2 separate regions of the Mus musculus genome follow, and region 2 is linked to region 1. A link is a loop called in an ENCODE intact Hi-C map of the cell type or tissue named here. Cell type or tissue: left cerebral cortex. All regions are shown on one strand. Each heading gives the region's core, and the rest is flanking DNA. Links, peaks and the distances in the headings are about the cores only.

Region 1 (5,391 bases), core at 123-5,122:
GAAGTAGAGAACTTCCAACTTTGTTAGAATACCTCATTAACAGTTCTTGCAGGCCCTCATTAAGCTATGCTAAACCCATGTAAATTTAGCTTCCTTAGTTTTCTCCTTGCCATTTTGTTTTCCTAATCTTCAAATAATTGCATATTGAAGTTACTACCACAATAATACTTTTACTAGGCAGACAGGAAATTAATAGGTCAAAAGTAACTGAAATAAATTCTTATATATGTATCCACAATCTACAAAATGTTTTTGTTTTTGTTTTTAGATATTGTTACAAATTGAACCTGGCCTTGAGTATGCAAAAATACTGCTTTCTTAGAATAAGTTTCCTAAGAGCTGGAATTACTGGATGGCATTTCTATGAGGTCATATATTTGTTAGTAAATAGTGTCTACTTTTCACCCCCCAGGCATAACAACATTTAGGAAGCCCTGTCTCTAAAACCAACAACAACAAAAGAAGCAGATACATAAGTTTCATAACTGAATGTTCTTCCTATTAAAATTTAATCACACCATGATCTGGAGGAAATAGTTTTCTCCCAGTCATATGTTCTAACACAGAGAAAGAAAATACAAGTAATACTACATTAATGTAGAATGTAGAATTAGGAATCAGGATAACTTTTTTTTCTGTACAGAATTTTAAGTATCTGACAATTTGGCTGGGCTTCATGTTTGATTGTGTGTGTGTGTGTGTGTGTGTGTGTGTGTGTGATACACTATGTAACATGATATAGCCTAGAAACCAGTCTTCCTCATATTGGAGATCAAACCTTTTTTCCTCTCCCACATAATAAAAATCTGTGTGATGCTTGCAATCACTTGGGAGCAATTTTTTTAAAAAATTAAATGTATTTAGTAATAGGCAATTATATCCATTATTCCAGATTGACAGTGATTTTTTTTTTTTTAATACACGCTCAAATTTCCGCAGTAGGAATGCTCAAGCATTCCTTTTGGTAGCTGCCTTTTGGCAGGACATTCCGGTCAGAGGGACAGAGACCCCTGCATTGCGGCAAAAATGTGCGCATGTGCAGCCATTGCCTGGGACGCATGCGTAGGGAGCCGCGCGACAAACCTGAGCCATTGCGGCAAGACTAGCGCAGAGAGGAGAGGGAGCCGGAGATGCCAGACGCTTGGTTCTGAGGAGTGATTTGCAACGCAATGGAGCGAGGAAGGTCAGCTGGGCTTGTGGATTCTAGTAGTGAAAGTGCATCCTATTTGACCAAAACATTCTAGATTTGGGCTTATTAAGATTTTTGACAACCCAGATACCTTTATTTTTGAGAATTGGTGAGCAATCCTTTGGAGCCGGCAGACGGACTCCTTGGGTGTGTTAGTGCGGCACCTGCGTGTAACGCGTTGCCTTTATTATGGTGGTCTGAGGTTGTGACTGGGATCCTGGATGCAGGAGCTGTGTTGCCGCAGCGTGGGGGCTCCAGGATGCGGGACCTCTTTTGTCGCGGCCTCTGGACTCCTGGAAGTCAGAGCTGTGTTGCCGCGACTTGTAGGTCCAGAGATTTTGGAACTATTAACTGTGTGGCCTGTGGCCTCCAGAATGCCGGAGCTCTGTTGGTTCTGGGGGTGGGTGTGGATAGAAGTTCTGTTGCCGCTGCAGGAACCTGTAGAGTCCGGGATTTTGTAACTGTTACTGTGCGGCCTGTGGGCTCCAGGATGCAGGAGCTCTGTTGCCGCAGCCTGTGGGCTACGGGGCTGGGTGGACACTCTTGTCCAAGGCTGTGGCTCTGTTGATGCAGCCAGTGGGCTACAGGGCGTGGGAACTCTGCTGCCGCAGTGTCGCAGTCTGTTTTCTCCGCGGTGTGGGGGTGGGGGTGGGGAGGGAGCTCTGTTGCCGCAGCAGCCTATGTGCTACAGGGCATGAGAAATGGGCGGTCGCAGCTTGTGTGGTCTGGGGGATGGGAGCACCTTCAGGGGTCTGGGGAACTGGAGCTGTGTGGCGGTGGCCTGAGGGCTGGGAGCTTGGTTGCCATGGCTTGTGTGTTCAGGGTGGGGGCTACTGGAGTGCTGTTGCCGCGGCCTGCGGGCTATGGGGGTGGTAGCTCCATTGCCACAGCCTGTGAGCCTAGGGTAGAGGGAGCGGTAGCTCTGTCGCCTCTTAGTTCATGTTTGGGGGAGCTCTGCTGTTGTGGCCTTTAGGCTGAGGGTGCGCGCAGGGTGTGGGGGATGGGGGCATTCTGGGAGCTCTGTTGCTGCTTCATGTGGCTTCAAGGATGTCAGAGCTGTGTAGTGGTGGTATGGTAGGGTGGAAGGTGAGCGCTAGTGGGTGATTTTCTCTGAGATCTCTATAACTACTTCTCAAGATCATGTGGTTGTGTGGCAAAAAGATACTTGCAAGTCAGAGAAGTGATTGTGTGTCCAGGTTGGTTGCAGGTGGCCAGAGTGCTTCTGGTTTGGGGCCTTGGAACTCTGACCCATGGATGGAGGTAATTACCGTACAAAGTCTGGTACTGAGGCCGTAGGGTGTCATTTTTAGCCCTGCAGTCCAGTGGCAGTCTGCTTCTGGGTGCTTCCAGGGTGGGGTCTACTGAGGTAGATAAACGGAATGTACCAATATTGGTGGAGGGGGGAGTTGTTGAGAAGAGAACCTGTGTAGAATGGCCAGACCTCACCTTAAGGATTTTTCTTGCAGTCGTCCCTTCTAACTGGGTTGTGTATTTTGTTCTTGTTGTTTCCTTTTGTAGAATTGTTTCCCATTTACAAGATAGGGATGCAAGTCTCAGTGTTCCATTTTCTTGTTGTGTCACTGTCAACCACCCCTCACAGTGGGGGTTAGTGTATGAAGTCTATGCAATACTTGCTTTTACCCACTCATTGAGTAGAGGTAATAAGACAATGTCTTTTATTTTTTCATGGCATCCTGAATTTTATCAAAGTCATCTTGGTATTATCAAGGGGTCGTGTCGCATGTCAAACGCCATTGTGAGGATCTGTAAAGATGGCCGCTGCTGCAGAGGTGCTGAAGTGCGCAGGCGCAGCATGGCGTATACAGGGCAGTAGACCCCTCCCCATTATGCTACAAACCTAAGGAGATAACAGCACTTGTCATTTCTGCGGTGTTGGAATTTCAGCCACACCCTTTCTTAAGGCCCTGGAGAACTGAGCCTATTGATCACTGGTTCTCTCCCTACAGGCACCTGATGCAGTAGAGGTGACACCCACCTCTCCCTGCATTGACAAAAGAAGGGACTTCTGCAGAGGAATTGTGCAGTATTGGCATCAAGGGGATGACTACCATTTCCTTAACCTGGTGCTACGATAGCTGAGTATCTTTACCCCTCCTTTCCTGCAGTGTCACAGTAGGGAACGGGGAGAAAAAGGAGACTTGTTTGTGCAGGTTTCTTCCTCTTATCTTCCAAGACCTTTGATAATGGAAGGTGGGGGGAAGCGGGGAGTTGAATTTTTCCATGAATTCTGGTATTTGGAAGATGGGGTAGGGGGAGAAGGAATCTAGAGGTTATCGGTGTGTATGGCCTGTCCCTGTATTCTTAGTTTTTTAGTAGTATAATAGGTGTGAGAATTTAGAATAATTTAGCCAGGTCAGGTCAGGACCTATTATTGGTGATGGTGAAGATAGCATTACCTACCAGGTAGGAAATTTATATTTATATTTTAATGCCGACTTAAAAAAAATTAAACACTCTGTAGCAGCTAAAAATATAAGCTGTACTTAAAGAGAAGACAGAAATTTAAAAACCACGATTGTACATGATTTAAGACTGGATAGATTTATTGATAAATGACTCTTTTTTTTCAATTTTTGAAATAGAAACTACTCTAAATTTGAAAGAAAAATAAGCAAAATAACTGCATTTACATTTCTTTATCAAATACACTTAAATTTAAAACAGGTTTCTGACATAAATCAACTTAGTGTCAGACATGATATGTATCCCACTGTCAATGGAGCTGGTGATCCACCCCACCTTCTCCCTTCAGTGCTTGAAACCACAGGTGTGACTCCTGTGTTTCATACTTTCAATATTTTTTCATGATTTTTTTATGTGCTTGCTTTTTTTAAAAAAATCTTGTTTTCTTCACATTTATGGGTAGGTAGTATTTATGGTTGTCATATGTGGTAATCTTAAACAATGCTAAATTTTAGAACATAGACTTTGTTTTAGAAGTTTGTCTTTCTGACATGACAGTATGATCTTGTAGCCAAGGTTAACCTTAAACTTGTAATCTTCACACTGCAATTGCCAGACTTCAAAAACATATCTTTAAAATATTGTATATAATATAATTTAGCCTTTAGACTCTAGTAACATGGGGTTTCAACTAATCTTTTGGCTCAGCTACTGTTAATGACTATTATAAAACTGCTTATTATGGCCCACTATATTTTCTTAGTTGAATCAGATCTCTTTGATGAGGCTTTCTCCTTTTAAAGGCCTCTGAACTTTCTATATCTTTGCCTTAAGTAATGATTTGGTGTTGTGATTACTTTTGTTACCCTTTTAAGGAAGGGTCTAACTGTAACTCAAAATGCAGTCTCAAGAGACAGTTGACTATTGTGATTATTGCTGCACCAGATACTGAGTTGGAAAATTCTGGGTGTCTTTTCTTCAATTTAGATGAACAAATCTTAATTAAGGGAACTTTATTGTTATTAAAAGTGTTATTTTACTTGTTTTGTTCACAGAACTTTATGTTAAAATGACTGAATTTAGTCACTTTTTTCATTCTACTAAGTATTTCCATCTAGATCTATTTTATTTATTCCTCCCTCTTTTCATGAATGTATCTTCACTTTAAAAACTCACACTTAAAATGTAGCTTTTGAAGTTAATTTGCTATATTTATTACTATACTTATGTTACTTGTCTAAATAATGGTAAGAGAATTTATAAGTAATTTTTTGTTTTAAGGCAATATTTTGATAATATAGCTGTGGAGCCCAAGCTAGTCTTGAAATAAATCATCCCATTTCAGTTTACCAAGTCCTATGATTTTACAGGGCAGATTTGCTGAAAGACATTTATAAGTGTGTACGTGCACACACACACACACACACACACACACACACCACATAAGGACAGTTAGGTTATTTTTTAAGAACAGGTTAAGATTCTATAAACAAAACAACTGTTAACTGGTCAGGTGCTTAATCAATCTAGTTTTATAGATAGGTAGAATTTAGTGAATTGGCATTTGGATTCTGCTTTCGACATTCTTTCATGACTTGTCAAAGACCTTACATTTGTCTTTTTTTCATGTGTTTTTCTAATTTCAGTATTATGAATGGTTTCTGCAGTTCCTAACATGGCCACCCTGAGGCTTCTACTTATTTTCAATTTGACAGAACGGCCATTTTGTGAGGTGTTCCCAGATCTTAACATGGAAGTGCATTTTCCCAGCCTGTTTA
Region 2 (5,391 bases), core at 75-5,074, 240 kb before region 1:
GAAAACAAGCCAATACAAAGAGGTAACACATTTCTGCTATTAGATTTTATATTTGTTAGCCTGTAGTGTCCAGTAAAGAAATGGTTATTCTGTTATCAGTTAACCCTATTGTTTAAATATTGGTATGTGTATTTACATATTAAGGTCAGTTTTAGAGTAGTCACTTTCCATATGACTTATTCAAAATGCCTCCAGTATTATTTATCTTTCTCTATGTTCCCTCCTTTATCCTGCTCTTCTATTGCCCTCACTGTTTAATCCTCAATGTATCATAATTTTGCTTTAGCCCTTTATACCACTCACTGGTTTATAAAGCATTCTCTTTCTTTAAATGCATTCCCATACACCTTTACTAGTTTCCTAATCTATATAGTTATTCCAAATACAACACATATATCTGAAAAAATAATATCAGCTTTACCTCTGAATCATGTTCTTCTGTGACATAATTTCAATAACTTTAAGGGAACAATCTTTTAGGTGTTTTGAGGTGCACACAAATCTGTTATTTATGTCCTCATCTTCCCAAGTACCTGTGATTATAGTCCTCCTGCATTATCAGGGACACTGATATTCTAGCTTTCAAAATTGTATTAAATCATCATGGAATAATGAATGGTGGGATTTTAAGAAACTTTAAAGTTAAGGAATAACAGGAAAAAATCATAGAACCCCTTCTCTTACTAAGGCCTGTAGCCAAGAGATAAACAAACTTGCAAAGTGTATATGATGTCATAGTTAAATACCTGGAAGCAAGAACTAAAAATTAAAAACTTCTACAAATGTTATCAATGTTCTAATAATTTTTGTTTTACACACATTCATTCACAAACAGGTAAATGCAATGTGTTTATTTAATGACAGACATGGAATACATAGGCTAGCTTTACATTAAAAATAATAAACAAATTTGTAACAAAACTATCCAGTGCTTCCCAATTCTTTTACTTATTAATTAGCAAAATAGAAAATTCGGTCTGGGCATCCAAATCGAAACTCAAAAATCTACACGTGTGTGAAAATATAGTTCAGAAGTAGACCATTTGCTTGTCTTTAAAAAAAGAAAAAGCCATCTTTCTATCTCTCACAGACTGCGTTCATGTTTTTCTTTATATGCTTCAATTTGTATTCTATATTATTATGCAAAATGTACAACTGTTATAGGATCTAACCGCGAAACAATATTTGTTAAAAGGTGAGGTGTGTGTTAACTTCGTTGTATATTTTAAGAAAATTTAAAGTCCTAAATAGACATTAAAATACCAAAGTAAGTTTTATTAGAAAATATAGTATTAAACTTTGTACATAATAATTTTTACCATCGATGATTTCATTGCTTCTGCATAAATTACTTCACAATGGGGTGATACTTGGGGTAATCACAAAGGAAACTTCAGTCCCTGTAGTTTTGCCATTTTTTCCTCTGCAGCTTCTCGCTGTCTGATGGAGACATTCCTTATGGCGATGTTCCCTTCGTTTTTACACATCTTTTAAATTATATGCTTTCTAGAGAATACCGACTGTTGAAAACCCACTTTCAAACTGTTTCATTCCCACCCCCACCCCCACCCCGCTCCCGCCTCCTGCGCCGCGGTCGCGGTCTCTGCTTTACTCTCCCCTCCGCAAGACCTGCCACAGCAGGAAATGCGTCACAAACCTGCGCAGTGGCTGTGAGGAGCCTGCGGAGGAAAGACAGGCTTGATAACTCAGCATAGGGAAAGGCTCGGGATGAAGCAGGAGAGTCGGTGAGGCGATGGGAGAGCAACTTCATAGATACGGAGGGGACTGAGATGCAGGGGGAAAGGGAGGTTTGCGGAGAGAGGAAACCTGGAAGGGGGATAACATTTGAAATGTAAATAAACCAATAAAAACTTAAAAAAGAAAGAGAGAGAGAGAGAGAGAGAGAGAGAGAAAGAAAAGAAAAGAGAAAGAAAGAAAGAAAGAAAGAAAGAAAGAAAGAAAGAAAGAAAGAAAGAAAGAAAGAAAGAAAGAAAGAAAGAAAGAAAGAAAGAAAGAAAGAAAGAAGAAAAGAAGCCCTTGGGACCAAAAATTCCCTTCTTTGAGGATTTCTCCGAGCCACAAATAGAGATGCACGGTCAGGCTGAGTTAACTTCCTGTTGTCGCAGGAGCACCGTGTGGTTCCGGATTCATCTTCAGTTTTCAAGTTTTGATAAAATCCGAAATCGATTAGCTAATGAATTCGCAATCGTACGGGTTTTAGGAGTCTCGGCTTTTTCTACTGAGCTTCTTTTCTGTAGCTGTAGCTTTATAAATGAGCCCTAAGTATTTGCTTTTATAAAGGAAAGGAAAATACTCCAGCGTTAGCGTTAAATCAGGTCGGCAGGGACGGGAGATAGCCAAATCTGCTGTTTATTTTTAAAGTTAAAATATTTACATTGAATTTTCAGGAGGTTTGAAGGCTTAAAAATAAAACGTTCAGCGTGATATTCTTAAATACACTGTGTATGTCTTACAGACGTTTTGCTTTTCGTTCTAACATCCAGTAATTTTCTACCAATATAATCTCTAAACAGGAATGATACATACATCCATATATGTATATAAGTATGTGTATATGTGTGTGTGTGTGTGTATGCTTATATATGATATTTACTTCAGTCACACAATACATTTTCAAGTATCCTGCCACATAATGCATCTTCAAGTGTTTATGCCACAAAAGGGTGTGTGTGTGTGTGTGTGTGTGTGTGTGTTAATTATTCAGTACTCTTTTTAAAACTGGCCACAGTGAAGCTGTGATTATGACAGGAAAAGGAACTTTAACATAGTCTTATGGTTGGGATATTAAGGTTATATCAAATTACATCAGATATTCTTGATTTATTTATAGCTAAGGAGTATAAGAAGGACCATTGGATAGAAAATAGTTAAGCACTAAGAGAGACTCTGGCTGAAGTAGGATCTAAGTAATAAGACTTCATCTGGAAAATGGTACAGAAGAAAGACACTCAGTTGTGCATGGTCGTGATTTCTCACTCCCTTAAAAATGATTATAGTTTAAATACACTTTTATGTAAAAGAGTACAAATATTCAGAAATAAGGTTCTAGATCATAAATGAAATTGTATTAAAGAAAGACAATTCTCAGATGATGAAGTTTTGTTTTTATTGAAAATTGATTAATCATTCAATATATTCTAATTACAGTTTCCCCTCCCTCACCCCTCACAGTTTCTCCCCATCTCTCCTCCCTCTGCATACACCCCCTTTCAGTCTCTTGTTAGAAAAGGAAAGGCTTCTCAGAGATAATAACAAAACGTGACAAGTTTTGGAAACAATGTCTCCATAGCAAAATGGAACTTAGAGGTCAAAATTCTTTGGAGAGTCTTTCCTAGAAACTGCAAAATGTGTTTGGCTTAGTTGGAGGGTAATGAGGGTGTTCAGAAAAGGAAAGTATCACACTGAGCTTAAATAAGTGGCTAGATTTGAGAATCAATGGTACTGGGGACCAGGGAAAACAGCTATGTCCCAGTCCTCATAACTTATGTCCTCATGTTAACTATGTTAAGCCACTTAACATAGGCTGACAGCAATGTCACCCTTTTTGTATGCCATAACTTATCTTCATATTTTGTATGAATTATAACACTGCTTCTGAACAAGATTTAGAATTTCCTACCATGTGTGTGTGAAAGTCTTTCAGTAAGTTGATTTTTATATTGCTGTCTGTCTTGTGTGTTATTTCATTACACTATCAAGAATAGAGTCCTAAGGCGGGCTATGGTGGTGCACGCCTTTAATCCCAGCACTTGGGAGGCAGAAGCAGTTGGATTTCTGGGTTCAAGGCCAGTCTGTTCTACAAAGTGAGTTCCAGGACAGCCAGGGCTATACAGAGAAACCTTGTCTTGAAATAAACCAAAAAAAAAAAAAAAATAGAGTCCTAGAGCCAAGACTTTTATGATATGGTTCATATGACAGGTTTCCATGGTTTTGTGTCACTGTCATATGGTAATAAATTTTCTTAACATATCTAAGTCAAAATATTACATTTCTCTAGTCTTTTGTATTCTTTTCATACATGGATATTCTTCTATAGTCTCCAACAACATGTTTGTATTAGGGCATTCAATCCTTTTCTCCTGAGCCTGAATGTTAAAATTAGTAACTAGAATGGGTGTTTAAAAATTGACTTGTCACTATAGCAATGACTCAGCTGTTAAGAGATCTAACTGCATTTCCAGAAGAGCCAGGTTCAATTTTCTGCACCTAAATTTCAACTCACAAGCATCTGTCTTTAGTCCCAGGAGATGTGAGACACTCTTTTCTGGCCTCCATAGGCACTGGAGACACGCCGCACAGACACATATAAAGGGTAATGCCAATACACAAATAAATAATGTTTTAAATATCTAAAAAAATAATGTCTTTCATTGTAATTGGCCTATTATTAAGGGAAATTGAGTCTACTTGGAAAAATGTTGCCACAAAATAATGATTTAGAATTTTTATCATTCTACAAATTCTGATCATTCTCTGTACAGTAGAACTAAATCAAGGATGGAATCTTCTATCTTAGCTTTCTGTGCACCTGGAAAGGTGGTGAGGTTGAAATTTCAGAACTAAAATAGAACAACAACAATAACAACAAATAGCTTTAGCTTTTTATTGAACATATTAATATTTAAAAGGATAAGATCAAAAGGCTAAATCCCAGGTCATTATCAGACTCCTCAAATTCTTTTTACATTCTTTCCTCTTTCTTCTAGTCAGCTGGGTTATCACTGCTGGAGGGGGTTGGACCACCTGCTAGTGCCTTTCCTTGTGCTGTGGAAAGATCACACCTCTACATCACACTTCTAGATGGGGATCCAAATGTTTACAATGAGCAGAGATACTACAAACAAGCCAGGCCAGTAAGGCTTAATATTGAAATCAGATAATTTAATGAGACTATTAATCAATTCTCTTATTGATCATCACATCATAGTGCAGTACACAAGCAAAATAGATGAAGGCTATATACTTCAGGCTACTGATCCAATGCTAATCACTGGATAAAATGATTGTCTCATGACAAAACAACTTTATTTCCGCTGTAATCACTGAGCACCTGTGTGGCTTCATAAGAAGGGTGTTAGGACCTTCTCCAGCTTCCTCTTCATAGCTCTTCTCTAGGGTGTCCCTATATCATTCCGCCCTGGGTAAGGGCTCCATAAATAATAGCCCCCTACTTAGTTGTATGCTGCAAGTGGCCCATCTCCTTTCTCTGCTGTATACTAATCTCACTCCCTTCAATCTCTCCTTCCTTTGAGCTGGTCACATTCTGGGCTGATACTGTATATTCTGAAGATAAACTGCCCTAAAATATGGGACAGCTGCCCAGCCATGGCCCTTGCTCACTCACTGGTATTGCCTTCCCTGTAGTATTCA

The links. Peaks named below come from ENCODE experiments on the same cell type or tissue, not always from the same donor. Only the 100,000 strongest peaks of a DNase experiment are listed, where the experiment ranks them.
Region 2: a loop joins it to region 1, with 15 times the contacts of the local background. A loop is called at or near these places in 4 of 42 quality-filtered maps.

What each region holds. Positions count from the first base shown.
Region 1 is chr7:60,000,828-60,006,218 of GRCm38, reverse strand. It overlaps Snrpn (small nuclear ribonucleoprotein N), which reads left to right and starts at 1,020. Exons shown (of 10, transcript NM_013670.4): 1 at 1,020-1,183. It overlaps Snurf (SNRPN upstream reading frame), which reads left to right and starts at 1,020. Exons shown (of 10, transcript NM_033174.4): 1 at 1,020-1,183. The coding sequence starts at 1,170. All of the region lies in intron 6 of Snhg14 (small nucleolar RNA host gene 14), which reads left to right. In left cerebral cortex, for the core only: no CTCF peak of the experiment used is centred there; DNase peaks (open chromatin) are centred at 1,058, 2,054, 2,497 and 2,989; H3K4me3 peaks cover 3,376 bases; H3K27ac peaks cover 2,107 bases.
Region 2 is chr7:60,240,664-60,246,054 of GRCm38, reverse strand. The region is part of intron 4 of Snhg14 (small nucleolar RNA host gene 14); the gene reads left to right. It also overlaps a transcript of Snrpn not described here. Among named protein-coding and RNA genes, the nearest start is that of Snhg14, 210 kb to the left of the region's middle. In left cerebral cortex, for the core only: no CTCF peak of the experiment used is centred there; DNase peaks (open chromatin) are centred at 1,618 and 2,112; H3K4me3 peaks cover 524 bases; H3K27ac peaks cover 377 bases.